Linked DNA regions of Mus musculus: region 2 is linked to region 1. A link is a loop called in an ENCODE intact Hi-C map of the cell type or tissue named here. Cell type or tissue: heart. All regions are shown on one strand. Links, peaks and the distances in the headings refer to the core of each region. The heading gives the core; the rest is flanking DNA. Region 1 has its middle 140 kb from the start of Gm31401. Region 2 overlaps Gm39128 (a long non-coding RNA gene).

The links. Peaks named below come from ENCODE experiments on the same cell type or tissue, not always from the same donor. Only the 100,000 strongest peaks of a DNase experiment are listed, where the experiment ranks them.
Region 2: it touches region 1 in a loop (3.0-fold over the local background); 2 of 42 quality-filtered maps call a loop at or near these places.

Annotation. Positions count from the first base shown.
Region 1 is chr8:8,221,743-8,228,821 of GRCm38, reverse strand. No RefSeq gene overlaps it. Among named protein-coding and RNA genes, the nearest start is that of Gm31401, 140 kb to the right of the region's middle. In heart, for the core only: a CTCF peak has its summit at 3,542; no DNase peak of the experiment used is centred there.
Region 2 is chr8:9,171,421-9,178,499 of GRCm38, reverse strand. Gm39128 (a long non-coding RNA gene) reads right to left here. Exons shown (of 3, transcript XR_870129.3): 2 at 4,201-4,984; 3 at 3,726-3,843. Among named protein-coding and RNA genes, the nearest start is that of Gm39128, 7.4 kb to the right of the region's middle. In heart, for the core only: a CTCF peak has its summit at 3,431 (motif pointing right); no DNase peak of the experiment used is centred there; H3K27ac peaks cover 420 bases; H3K27me3 peaks cover 384 bases.

The sequences.
Region 1 (7,079 bases), core at 766-5,765:
TCTCCCAATAAACGTGTACAGAAGGATCCTGTTGCAGCGTCGTTCTTGCTGTCGAGTCAGGGCGCGCACAAGACATATAGCTGGCTCTCTTAATTAGGGTTTTACTGCTGTGAACAGACACCATGACCAAGATAAATCTTATAAGGACAACATGTAATTGGGGCTGGCTTACAGGTTCAGAGGTTCAGTCCATTATCATCAAGGTAGGAACATGGTAGTATCCAGGCAGGCATGGTGAAGGAAGAGCTGAGAGTTCTACATCTTGTTTCAAAGGCAAACAGGAGAAGACTGGCTTTCAGCAAGCTAGGGTAAGGATCTTAAAGCCTATGCCCAAATGGCACACTTCCTTCAACAAGGCCACACCTAATAGTACCACTACCTGGGCCAAGCCTATTCAAGCTATTACACTGGCCAATTCTGGGACCACTCACCAAACACTGTGTTAATTACACAACAAACCTTGCCTGCACTAACCTCCACAAACACACATATCCCACAACCATACCTGCTAACTACCTTGGTGATCATCCACATTGTCTTGCTACATATGACTGGTACTTTCAAAACCCAGTTATAGTCTGTCAGGACAAGGTTATTTTTGCTGTTACTTTTAAGATTTAATCTTTATATGAACAGTTCTACTTGGGTGACTTCTAATACTGGTCGAGGAGCTAGACCAATATAACTTTCACTTATGACATCCCAAATATCAGGAGGTGTTTGCATTCTTAAGTATTGTGGTTAATAACAGAGAATGGTTCTAGTGAACTATGAAATACAATTTGGGACTAGGTTTATAGACAATGTGAGATCAATATTGGAAATACTGCCATGAGGGATGTTGTGAGTCCTATCCCTTTTCCGCCTTTGGTAAATCTTATAACGGTTTGTAACCTACTGTGTAGTTGGCTGGAGTTATGACCTGCTACTCTTAAAATCCACTCCATCAGCTTCTGTACTCTTCTGATTTCCTTCAAATACCCACTTCATTAAGATTATGGCTCATCCAAGCACTACATAAATGAAAAAAAAGGATCACCTGCCTCAAAGAGTGGAGTGGAAAATAATGAACGAGGACTTGCATGTTCTTAGGAAGGGACAGGTTTGGGGAATGACAGAGCAGAGTCAAGGGTCAGACCTCATGGGTCTGGCATGGAGCATATTTCTACATTTTAGTGCAAGGCATTGGCCTTGTCTTAGTTTGTCCTGTTTCTAAGCACAGGCTCAACGGTGAGCAGGAACCTCGCTCTCCCACATCAGCCCCTCTTGTTTGGGACAGCGCCAGTGCCCATCCCTTTAGTGAGTAAATGAACAACCAACCAGATACATAAACTATTGTTTTGCTCTGGGTTAAGCAGAAATGAAATGTTGCTTGACATTTTTCAACAGATCATGTTGCTGTCATGCAGACAGAATTTGAAGGTCAGACTTGGGGGCTTTTTGTGAAGAGGGTAAAGCAGAGTGGAGACAGTGTTTATATCATCTCGCCTTGTTTGTTCCACCTGGATTAATACGCCCTTAGAAACAGTGAAGGGTCTGGCTCATTATATTCATTGTTAACTAATTTGGCTACATCAGGTTTGTTGTTTCCTTATTACAAATGGAAATATTTCATAATATATTATGCGTTGAATGTGTGCTGGCTCTCCTTTCTATGGTGTGATTATTCTCCTCGCAATGTTTTAAACGCTGAAATCTAATTTAAACAACATTAACAGATACATTTGGATAGATTCCTAAGAACTATTTGAAAAGAGTGACCAGAAGATGTATAATTTTTTTCTAGAATCTATAACAGACAATTTAAAAAGATGTATTTACCTTAATTTGTATGTATGAGTGTTTTGCCTGCATGTGTGTCTGTGTACCATGTATGTGCTTAGTACCCACAGAAGTCAAAAGAGGGTGTTGGCTTCCCTGGATCTGGAGTGACAGATGACCGTGAGCCACCACATTGGTGCTGGGAACTGAAATCAGGTCCTTTGCAAGAACAGCCAATGCGTTTAAGTACTGCGCAGTCTTTCCAGCCTTTCAGGACCTATATTTTAATGACAGTGCTGTGCATTAAAGTCTGTAAAGACAAGTTTAACAGAGTCAGCAGAAGTATATCATAATAGTCCCAGGAATGATGGCTTCTTGACATCAGAAGCTTGGCTGACTACCTAAGGGCCTTGTGGACTCTTACCAGCACCTAAATATTCATTTTTAGCTTTATTTGTAAAAAGCATGTGTGTGTGTGTGTGTGTATGTGTGTGTGTAAGTCTGAATTTGGGAAACTGGTTCTTTCCTTCTACCATATGGGTTCCTGAAACCGAACACTGTTTGTTAGGCTTCATGGCCTTTACCTGCTGAGTCATCTAGCCAGCCCACACAAATATAAAATTTATATAAAGTATCTTTTGACAATTTCTGGAAGCTTCAGTAAGTATCTTTATGAAAATGTTCACAGACAATTTAGAAACCTGGCTACTAGGATCTCCCTGGGGTAGCTGGCCTGGCCTTTACTCTCTTGTTCCCTAGCTCAATTACTCTTTCTTTACACACTTCAAACTAGGAGGTGTCTCTAAGGCTACTGACTACTGCATTCCAAAGTTCAAGGTAAGGAGGCAAAGCATCCTGGTTTTCCCGTGCTTAGGGTGTGGATTTGATGGTAAAGGTCCTAGTAGCATTTCCTTGAACTATCTGAGATAAAGGTACTGCGTTAGTAACATGAGGTATCTGCTTCATCCACAGGTGACCCACTTCTCACTGCTCTCTAGCCAGGGGCTAACACAATGGCAAAACCATTCCAGAGTCTCTATGTCATTTTTCCATAAATGTCCTATATGCACTAAAACTCCTCTTTACCAAATATTTTTACAAAGAAAGCTTTTACTTTTGCATATAACTAGAACTCAACTTGTATATGTGTTTGTATACTGTGTGTAAGTGCTTGAATATGTGCCTTGTTTTACAAGTTGATTGCAACAGGCACTTTAGAGAATGAACAACAGACACTCCTACTCCTTTGATACTGGTGTTCAAGTTTACTCTTGAGAAAGGAAGGTAGAGAGCTCTGTACTAATGTCACTTAATGTTATCAGTGAGGAGAGGAAGGTCAATGATTGTGTTGTACTTCATTCAGTTAAAGGGACTTGGGTATGAAAACAGAGACTAAGAGGAAGTAACTCAAGCTCCTTCATAGAAGTCAGGTGTGTACTGTTAAATATTTACAAACTAGACTCACCTCCTATGAGATAAACCCTTGACACATGGCATTCACCAATATCTGACTCTAGATAGACACTCTCACTTTGGTTGGTATAAGCAATCAACGTGACTTGAATTAGCTTGCAACATTTTCAGGTATTTAATTTAAGTAGCCTGCTGGTGGCTGATAGGAACACACAGTGTTTGAAGGGAGAGTCAGAAGCCATGGAAATAAATGTCCACTTGAAGCATTTCTGGAGCAAGAGATAATTGGTTCAAGTCCAAAGGCAGCTTGGGGCCAAAGTGCTGCCCTTCTCACTAGCCTGCTTAGAGCATGGTCTCTGTGGGGCAGTACTGCCTCCTAGAGGATCCCTCTTCCAGGGACGTCTGCAAGGGTAGTTTGTGTCTCCACATTGACCTGGGGGTAGGGTGGGGGTGGGGGTGGGAAAGGGTCCACAGTGATTATTGGATAAGGATCGAGAATAGAATACATATTGCTAAGACCACACTTGGCTGCACAACAGAAAGTTGTGTCAAATTTTGAAAACCTTCTTGTGGTTCATCAAATAATCTTCTAGGTTTGTTTGCTGTTGGTTTTCTCTTTAAGAATCTCCTTAAAAATTATTTGTGCGGAATCATGTCACTTTTCTTTCTTTTCTTTCTCCTTCCTTCCTTCCTTCCTTCCTTTCCTTTTCCTTTGCTTTGTCTTCACCTTTTGACAGGAACTTAATGATGGTTTAAGAATAAAACTATTGTGTAAATTGAGAGTTATTTGCACTTTGGGTTTCAAACTCTCACCAAATGGTACATTCACCCAAGTGAGCGATAGTAACAACATTTTAAGCAATCAAGCTTAACACCACACACCCGTATCTGATAGTGCTTATAACTGCTTCAGCGTTTGTGGTTCTGTTCAGAGCATGTAGATACCTATGTGTAGACACTTAGAATGCTTTATGCCTTCCAGCCCAAGAATCTAAATTAGAAACACACACTTCTCATTATTATAATCTATTACTTATTTCCTTTTTTATAGAGTATCATATACATATATATTTAAAAGTATTACTGATGTAAATGAGATCTGTCCTAGTTAGCTTTAACCATCAACTGGACATAGCTTAAGAGTCATATAAGAAGGGAGTTTCAAGTCTGTGAGGACTTCATCTTGATTGTTAATTGATGTAGGAATGTCCATCCCACTGTGGGTGGCACCTTCCCTCAGGTAGATGGCTCCAGGTAGTATAAGAAAGCTAGCTAAACATGGGTCTGCGAGTGAGCCAGCAAGCAGCATGCCTCTATGGTTTCTGTCACACTTCCATGACTGTGAGTTCCTTGGCTAGAGGTAATGCTTTGTGGAGTAGCAATCAGACCTGCCGTTAGTTCTTGCCCTGACTCCTCTTGACGACAGACTCTAGCCTGCAAGCTGACACAACCCCTTTCCTTTCCTAAGCTGATTTTGGTCAGAGAGTTTTATCTCAGCAACAGAAAAGCAAACTAGAACAGGGTCTATTGGGAATCAGTTTAGGCCGATCACAGCTGTACTGTAACAGCACTGCAGATATACACCAGAGGCACTGATACTCTGCTTCAAATCTGCCTGTACCGGTTGCCATCTGAGCTGATTATCTTGAAATCAAAGGGCTACTCAGGGGCAGCTCAGGGGACTGAACTAAAGGCTGTGCTCTCTGCTAAGTACAAAAGGCATCCAGAATTTAGGTGGTCTTATGTGAGCTCTTCCATTTCTTCATTTCTTCAGTGGAGTGACTCAGGTCACCCTGTTTGTGCAGATACATTTTAGTGTATTAATAGTTGGAGCCCAGATCACTATCATGAGAAGGGATGTTTTCAGATAGAAGAGAAGAAAAAGGAACACAGGTCATGTCAGCATTGCATCAAATTACCGAATGCCAATAAATTGAAAGAAAAACTTATTTTACTCATGAGAGACCATTCAGGTTGTGAACATGTATGTATTAGCATGTGCATGTACACATATCAAAGAATACTCACAAATAGTATATGTATGTATGTATAAGGTGCTGGTGTGTGAGCTCCAGGAACTAAGGCCAAGTAATTTAATTTCTACCCTAGCTGGTATTAAGGATGTTACCTGTACAGAATGAAAGGTATAGCTAACTGTGGATATACTGAGAGATGCTTGGGTAGTTCTTCTCATATCTTAAAATGCACATAAATTCTGCTAAAGTATAGACTGTGACGTCACAGGTCTAGATGGGAGCAGAGAGGGCACATGACTGTGAGTTCCCAGGTAGACCAGTGATGAATGCCAGGCATACGTCTCCCAAGGAGACCCTGCAAAACCCTCCAGATATCTACAGGTCATGTCAGTATTCCCAGGAAACTGGACCCTAGAAAGATTTGCTTTACCTTCTTGTTTCATCCGAATGGATACAGGCTCCACGTTGTTGTTTTTTGGACACCTGGTGATTTCTCACCCCGACCTCTCCATCACTAATTATTATAGAGATTATTTTTATGTTCTTTATATTCATGAGCAAGTGCTTCCTGAAGTTGCAGTAAAGTAGGCAAATACTGACATTGACTGAATTCAAAAGTGGTTGTTTTGAGTATAGCCATAGTATGCTGACTCCCCTGCTGGCCCATAAACAAATTTTAAAATCATCAGGCTTTATGAAATTTACACTCTAAAGCACGAGTGGTATCTTGGTTTGGTCTCAATGTAAAGTTTAGAAGTAACAGCTAAAGTGGAGAATCTTTTTTTTCCCCCTGGTTTTGATCCATTTGTGTGGACAGCTGTTTGTGTCCATTGCTAGTACTTCAATAGGGTGGAGTTTTCTTAACAGTATCTGTGGCTCTATTGTAGTCCTGAATCCTAATGCCTTCACAATATTCACGTAGAAACTCGATCCTGAATGAAGCATTGCTAAAAGCAGAGCTTTTGGGAGGTTACTGTTCATGACTAGACCCCACCAGAATGGGATTCATGCTCCTTAATGAGGCCTGGGACACATGGTTTGTCCTTTTCAGCGTTGAAGAAGGAAGTGATGGCCTGATCACTTCAAAGCAGCTATCTTTGAGGCAGCAAGGAGGCCACCACCAGTCAAGGAATCTTGTAGTACCTTGATCTCAGGCTTCCCAGCCTCCAGATCTATGGACAAGCCCCTCCCCCATTTTTTTTTAAAACCAGTAGTAACTTATCAAGCCCAAGGCATTTTGTTCTAGTGACCACTGGACTGAGGCAGATTAAGTTACACACTGTTTTACTGTCTCTTCTGTGTCTAACATCTCTTGCTCATTTTCTGCCTTTATATACTCGATGCTGTCTTTTGCTGTATGGAGATCCTAATTTTAGTGGAAGTCAATTTTAAAGAAAATGCTTTAAAATATTTAGTGTCAGAGATTCCATAACCAGGCTTTTCATATATGGATTTATTTTGCTATGAATTTAAAAAAATGTTCTTGTATGGTAAGACATTATTAGGAAGAGATGCCTTATTAAATAAATAAATAAGTAAGTAAGTAAATAAATAAATCTTTACCTGATATGACAATTGTGCCTTTTTCCTTTTATCTCTTAGTGTGAGGGATCACCACTTTTTATTGGTGAATAAATGCTTGTATTCCCAGAATTAACACAATGTTGCCTTCTACTTTAAAAACATAATAATGTTGTTGGATCTGCTGATTCTCTGTCAAGAGTTTTGAATTGTGGGTCTCTGATCCTGATTGACATTGTTCTGCATTCTTGTCACACTCTGTCCTGCACAGACCTGGCGCTGCACACTGGGGACTTGTCACACTCTGTCCTGCACAAACCTGGCGCTGCACACTGGGGTCTTTTCCTTTTTTTCCCCTCCTTTTGAAGAAATGTTCATATACAAGTGGAATAACACAGTTCTCTAAAA
Region 2 (7,079 bases), core at 1,444-6,443, 950 kb before region 1:
GGAGCTCCAAATGCTGGGGTCTTGCAGGCACCATGGTTTCTCACGTCTGAAAAGTTAAGCATCAGGTGTGGCTGGAAAGTTCACACTGATGCCACTAGAATTCCTTCCAACTACAGCTCCAGAGGTGATAGGGTTTGAGCAACTTTGTGAAAAGATTTATGTGGCAAGAGTGAAAGCCAGTTAACATGGGGCTACATGGGATGGCACCTACATCCAAACTCCTGTTATCTCAGAACGTGAAGATATTTAACACTGTATCTTAAAGACGGAGCTGTGAAGTCATACAGACTGGGTTTATTTCAATGCAGCTGCTCTCCTGATCAGGAGATACAAAGAGAAACCCACAAAACCTCAGTGAAAGGAAAGCTAACCCTCACACCAGAGGGGAAGGCCTCAGAGACTAACAACGTCTTTATCTTGGATTTCCAGCTTCCAGAATTAGGAAGAAAACTTTCCACTTTCCAAGACACCAGTCTGTAGGTGAAGATCTTAGGAATTTGTGATGTCTGCTGAAGCAGCCTATAGGCACCCTACTGCACCTAGGTCAAGGTGATGCCGTGAGGGCCGCATATTTCAGGGTTGTAGTGTGAACTAAGTCTGTTGGACTTTCACCATGTGAGGTAAGCTGCAAGAATTTGTTTGCCCGGCTGGGTTTTAATCTTAGTTTGGTTCAGTCTCTCTTGTTGTGACTCTGTTTCTCCATATAGGGATGGACATGTTTAGTGTGCACACTGAATATAACTCTCTTTTCATCTTTATGCACACTCACAGCTTAGAGGGTGTCTTGCGTCACAGTAAACACACACACACACACTTTTTTTTCAAGTTTTGAAACTATTAAAGCTTCAGGGACTTTCGAAATTCAACCAAATTCACTGTGTATTGTGTGATGGCCTTTGAGGGCCGGGGGCAGAGTGTGATGATTGCCATCGGACTAGCCATACAGGCTCATGTTTAGAACACTGAATCTCTGGCTTGTGGCACTATTTCGAAGGCTTGGAACCTTTTTGGGGTGCACTCTAGCTCTCACGGGTTAGTTCTGTGGTCAGGCCACTGAGTGCTACACTGTTCTCGAGTTCTCCTGCTCCTTTTGAATCTGTAAGTAAGGTGTCTATCACAATGCTCTTGCCTCCTGGGAGGAACACTTCTGACACCAGGAATGAAAACCGTAAGATAAAACTAAACCTTTCTCTCCTACATTTCTTCTTCCCAGTGTTGCTTCTAATGAACTAAAGGTGAGAATAAACGAATACAGCATGCCAGCTGCCCAGGGATCAGGCCTGCCTCTTCATTCTCTTCTGAGTTATTCCCATCCACATTGCCAAGATTCTTTACAATGCGGCTCTTGGCTGCACGCTGCCGAAATCATTGTTCTATTTCTCCTATAAGCCAGGCCTTTTCTTTATGCTCTCGGCCGGGTCTTTTAGCTTCCTCTTGTTCCACACTCCCCACTGAACTCTAAACAGGAAAAAGAAAGTTTTGTAATTACTTTAGTTAATTTATTTGGCTTACATTTTCTTCTGCACATTCACCTAAAGGTGACACCTGATTTTAAAAGCTGCATCTAAATATATCTAGAATAATCGCTTCTGATGAGTATAAAGATTCTAATTGAAGGAAATCATGGGGTCATGGTTTAATTGGCCACATGTTTTCTTTGTGGAATACATAGTACAAGTGTGTCTGCCAATCAGCACATCTGAGATGTGAAGGGTTCATTGGCACAGCCACAGCCTCAAGCTGAAATGTCTGTCATTCCCTCTAGCAAGAACTCCCTTCATTTCTTCACCAGGGCTTATCTCAAGCTTAAATTAATTTTTCTCTTTTTATGGGAGGTGTCATAGCTTCAGCTGTCAACCACAACCTAGGGTCACAGAAAAAGATGGAATCTCACCTGAAGAAGTGCCCAGATCTGTGGCCAAGTCTGGGAGGCATTTTCTTAATTTCTAATTGATATAGGAGAACCTAGACAACTGTGGGTGTGCCGTTCCTAAGGAGGTGCGGCTGAGAAAGTCAGGGAACACAAGCTTGTAAACACAGTTCCTCCATGGTCTTTGCCTCAGCTCCTGATTCCAGGTCCTTGCCTTGGTGTCCCCTGATTACTGACTGAATAAAAACTATACAATGGAATAAACCGTTTCCTCCTCCTCAGGTTACTTTTGGTCATGGCGCCTTTTCGGCAACAGAAAGCAAACTAGAACAGGGAGTTTGAGACCCAGATCTCAGCTCTTTTATTCCTCTGCAGCATCAGCTCTACTGTAGGGTTCCTGACTGATTTAACGGACACTCTGCTGCGGGGAAGGCCATTCTGCAAAGGTGACAGAGGATACGAAGCGGCAACAGTGTGGCAGGTGAGTTCCCCCTACACTCTGGCCATTAGTACCAAAACAGACCGCTCTGCAACAGGACAACATTCTTTTGCTTTATAAAAGGCATGTGAAAGGCAATCAGGTTTTTCGTGAGCAGTTAATAGGACAAAGCTACAAAGCTTTGACATGAGTTTACTGCAGCATCCGAGTGGATCTTATTAGTGAAATGGACGTCCCTCTGCAGGAATGGTTGCAGACCCTGAAAATGTGGCTGCCAGAACACAGAAGAAAAAAGATAAACGTAAACAAAACTCTCACAAATACAGTCTGGATATCTAAAGCAAATAGTCCCCATCTGGGTGTTTTCTTGTGCAGTGACAGACACAAACCAGGTTGAAGGCAATCTTTCTGCTCTAACCCTTAAGCCGAGAACAGATGCAATTGCCTTTCTAGATACAAAAGAATAAGAAATAAGCTAGTGTTTGGAGCAGGCATCGATACTTGGTTGGGTCATAAATCATAATTAAGTAGAAATGGGGGCCCATTCTCAGGTTTTGACTGCAGTTTTCCGTTGTAATAGGATGTGATGGTGGAGACCTGGCAAATGTCTCATTATTTTGCTCTGTCTGTATGGAGACCAGTTTCACTCCAAAACGGCCCATCGTTTGTTTGTGCAATTTAGGAACTGTCTTGCTGGTGCTGTGGAATAAAGAAACACCCACTGGCCTGTAAAAGCATGCAAATTAAATGTCTATGTCTTGTACTGAGAAAGCATTTAGGGGTGACAGCAGCAGACCTAAGAAGCTGAGCAGATGAAGGGTGATGACTCCCCTCTTCCTGGGGATAATTTGAGTGAATGACAGGTCACACTAATTGTTCTTTTAAAATGTTCTGTGAGTGCAAGATGTTAGCAGCCATCACGACTGTCTCAAGAGTTTCTGAATTGGCGATTTATATCTGCATTTTAAACTATTAAAACATAATTAAAAATTTTAAGTATGTGAAGAGATTTTAAAAAATTAGATTTTCACAATCCTGAACGGAAAGTGTTCACTTCTAGCTTGCAAAGTGATTTTCTCTTAAATCTCTTGACGATTATGACAATGTGCAACAGCAGGGGGCAGTGGTGCTTCACCGCTTCAAATCTGCTCTTGAGTTCCACAGGAAGTTATTTCAACATTTCCTTGCAAATCAAACCGTAATTATAAGCTAATGTCCTATCCCGCCACCAACCTCAAAGGTCATCAGAGTATGTTTTATAAATGAAAGAAATTGTTAGCTCTAATTACATGTAAAATGAGTCTTATATGCTCAGAGATGCTTGTTTCTTTGGGTTTTTAGATTTCATCTTTATAGACTGAATGAGTTAGCACACACAATATATAAAAAAAGACAAGGTAGCTTTCCAAGTTCCATGTGATACATTGCGTTTTAACTCGGCGATGTTTATGTGCGGTCTCCATGATGTAGAGCACTCGCAATCCAGGTCCCGTGGGCTTGGGACCTTCTAGGTTGCCTAGCGCGACGATGAAAGCTGCTTAAAATAAGAGGTAAATTTAGGGTTTTCTTTCAGGGAGGGGTAAGTTCAATAGGTACACAAATGAGAAATATTGGCCTGGGCACTCTATGATCTCCTGAATAGGAGTTACAGATTCAGCACAGCTAAATGGAACACCCAGGATGGGGACGCTGTGGGGACGGTACCCTGGGAGTACGTGTTATCACATCCCGACCTAGCAAATGACTTGGGAGATTTCCTCGTTGAACTTTAGCAGCTGTTTGTCTGTCCTGGACTGCTAAGCTGAGCTTTGTCTCAATCTCAGGGGAAGTTTTCATAGAGACTTCCACCCACGTGCAGTGGTGTTGACTGCAGTCCCCAATCTGTATTTACCTGATACCTGCTTCTGTAGCTCCTACCCAGCTTCTGCAGCTGGTCCTGCTGAATCCGATTCAAGTAGGGCTAGCACTGGCAATAAAGCAGAGTTCTCCAAACATGCCATCCATTTGAAGATATTTGCTCAGCCTCCGCCTGTTGATCACAGTCTCCAGTGTCACCCCTTTCACCTAAGGGCATCTCCTGGAAACGACTTGACATCTCTCAACTGAAGAGTGGATAAAGAAAATGTGGTACATCTACACAACGGGCACTGTGCCCATTAACCTCCAAGGACTTCATACTGTCCCGAATTACAGTGTGGTGACATAGAGCTGTGCATGTCTGAAGGAATGACTTTACTCTCTGAACAGTCTGCTGAATTCAGATTCTCTCGAAAGTGTGGCTGCCTTCTAACAGTGGATACTGAACAGCAAAGTCCCTGTCTATCACCACAAATCCTGCCACTTTCCTACATAGGTCTGTTGTCTCATTTCATACATCAGAGTAGGGTTGACACAGTCCTCATCCCACCACTCCTATTCCACACAGGGCTTGACAAGCTGTTCCTCTTCCCGGCCAGGGCCTATGCATCTTCCAGCGTTCAGCTCTGGAGACCTCTCATCAGCTCCATTTTACTCGGCTCAGACCAGCATCTAGGACAGGCTCTCGGTGAATTGTTGCAGGTCACACATCATCTGTCTAAGGGACTGAGGATCGATGTGTTGTGAATATTGGTAGCCCCAAGCAATACATCTAACCTGGAAGGTGGTCCCACTGCATTCTATAGCAATTGGTTGAACTGTAGAGAAATAAAGAACAGATATTAATGTGCTTACTGGCCTGAACTTTTAGTCGTTAGTAAATAAAACTGTTTGATTTGCTTCATTCATTAGCACAGTTGAAGGAGACATAGAAAGAACTGACTTTGATCCATGTCAGTATTTTGATTGATTCATTGAGGTTCAGCACGGGATATTTATCTCTTCCCTCTCTGTCTGTGCAGTTCTATAGAACACCACTGAGAAATAACAAGTGCCTTAGGGGGAAGTGCAACCAAATGCTATTCAACTCCTAGAGATTGTAGCATATATAAGACCATCAGAGCACCCTGCTCATGGCAAACATCCTGTCTCACCTTTTGATACAACTAGGGATAGCATCAGGCAGTTTCTGGCCATGGCCTTTGTGTCTCTAGTCTCATCTGTGACTTTGGACTTAACGCAGTGCTGAGCATTAGCTGCACCAAGGAGATGATTGCATGGCGGCATCAAAATTGCATAAGATTAGCGACTCACCATGCAGGGCCAAGAAGCAGGATACTCACATGGTGTGTGACAAGCATGGCTTCATTTATCAGTGGAGATAATGACCATACTGATCAGATGGGGCTTTGTGAGATTTAAGACCAAGTTGACATGTGAAAAAGTCCATTGGATATAATAAAAGTTATATACATATATATGCAGTATACTAAATAATACTATGATAATTTTCGCCATAATTACCATAGTAACTCCAACAGTGTAGGAAAGAATAATTTTAGATAAAATAACCCTTCTGATGCCTTTGGGGCTCACTGATAACCGCACCCTGTGGAATCTGTGTCAAATGAGGAGACAGAGTGGGTTTCCTAAGGTTGCAGGCAAAGTAGCAGAACTCTCTAAACTATAACAACTCCATCTCAGAGCAAGATTCTCTCGAGCCCCCAACCGTGCTCTTCACTCTATGTCAACTTAAGCTTGGTCCTGTTCAGGCTGCTTAAAAATATATAAAAGCCACTCACACAAAAGGAAAGTTTAAGAGGTGGCAGGTAGGAATTAGTCTGGAAAAACCAACAAGTATTGATGTTCAACCTACAGCATCCGGTCATGTTACTTAGCATAAAGACACCTTGTTGGCTTTCAAACCAGAGACCTTAGCTGCTGTGCTGAGTGAGAAGCGACGGTGAGGTGGGCACTGGGGCATGTCACACAAGCTGGGTGACTGTTCTCTGGGCTTGACATCATGGCATATGAGCCAAACCAGGTCAGGACATAACTGTGCACATGAGCTGTGTAAGAACTTTGGAAATCAGATCAAGTTGAAATTCAAAGAGTTGAACGGAACGGACCAAGTGAGGCACTATGGATGTTTTGAGGGGCTGCCGTGCAGGCTGTGGTTGACCCTGCTGTCCCTGTGAGCTTGTGATTGCTCCTGTAGCTGCTTCAGGCCACAGCTGCACTGAAATAGCTCTAACTGTTCTTTGTTTACTCCTAAGGGGTCAGAGCTGGCAGGTCAAGTGCGGTATCCTGGCCTAACTAGACATTTCAGGTCTGGCCAGTTTCTTTATGGTGGTAGAATAAAGTGACTGGGCGGTGACATTTCCTGGTTTTCACTGTTTGTCTTTAGCATTCCTGCTTGTTTAAGGACAATGACACTGGAGGTCCCTGGGCTGATGGTGATGGCTGTGATCATTCTATGGAAGCAGAGTCAAGAAATGTCAGTGTTCTGTAAATAATGATGTAGTTCTTCAATTAATGTGCCTGTTTTCTCTTTAACTTTACGCTCATCCAAATACTTCACTAGACAGTCAATTGTTTTATCTCTAGGCTGTGTGTGCATTTGTGTGCACGTGTGAGTATATATTTGCATGATGTTTGACTGCAAGTATATGTGTGGATACATGTGTATAAGTGTGTGTGAGTGTGTGCAGGTGTATTTGTGTTTGTATGTGTGTATGTATAGGCAGAGGTGTTTGTGTTTCTGTGTATATTTGTGTGGGTGTGAGGGTATGTGAGTATGTATAAGAATGTGCAGGTATGTGTTTGTGTGTGTGTGTGTGTGTGTGTGTGTGTGTGTGTGCAGTCTTATAGAATCTTCTGTGGTGACAAAGGCCCAGTTTATGATTTCTAACA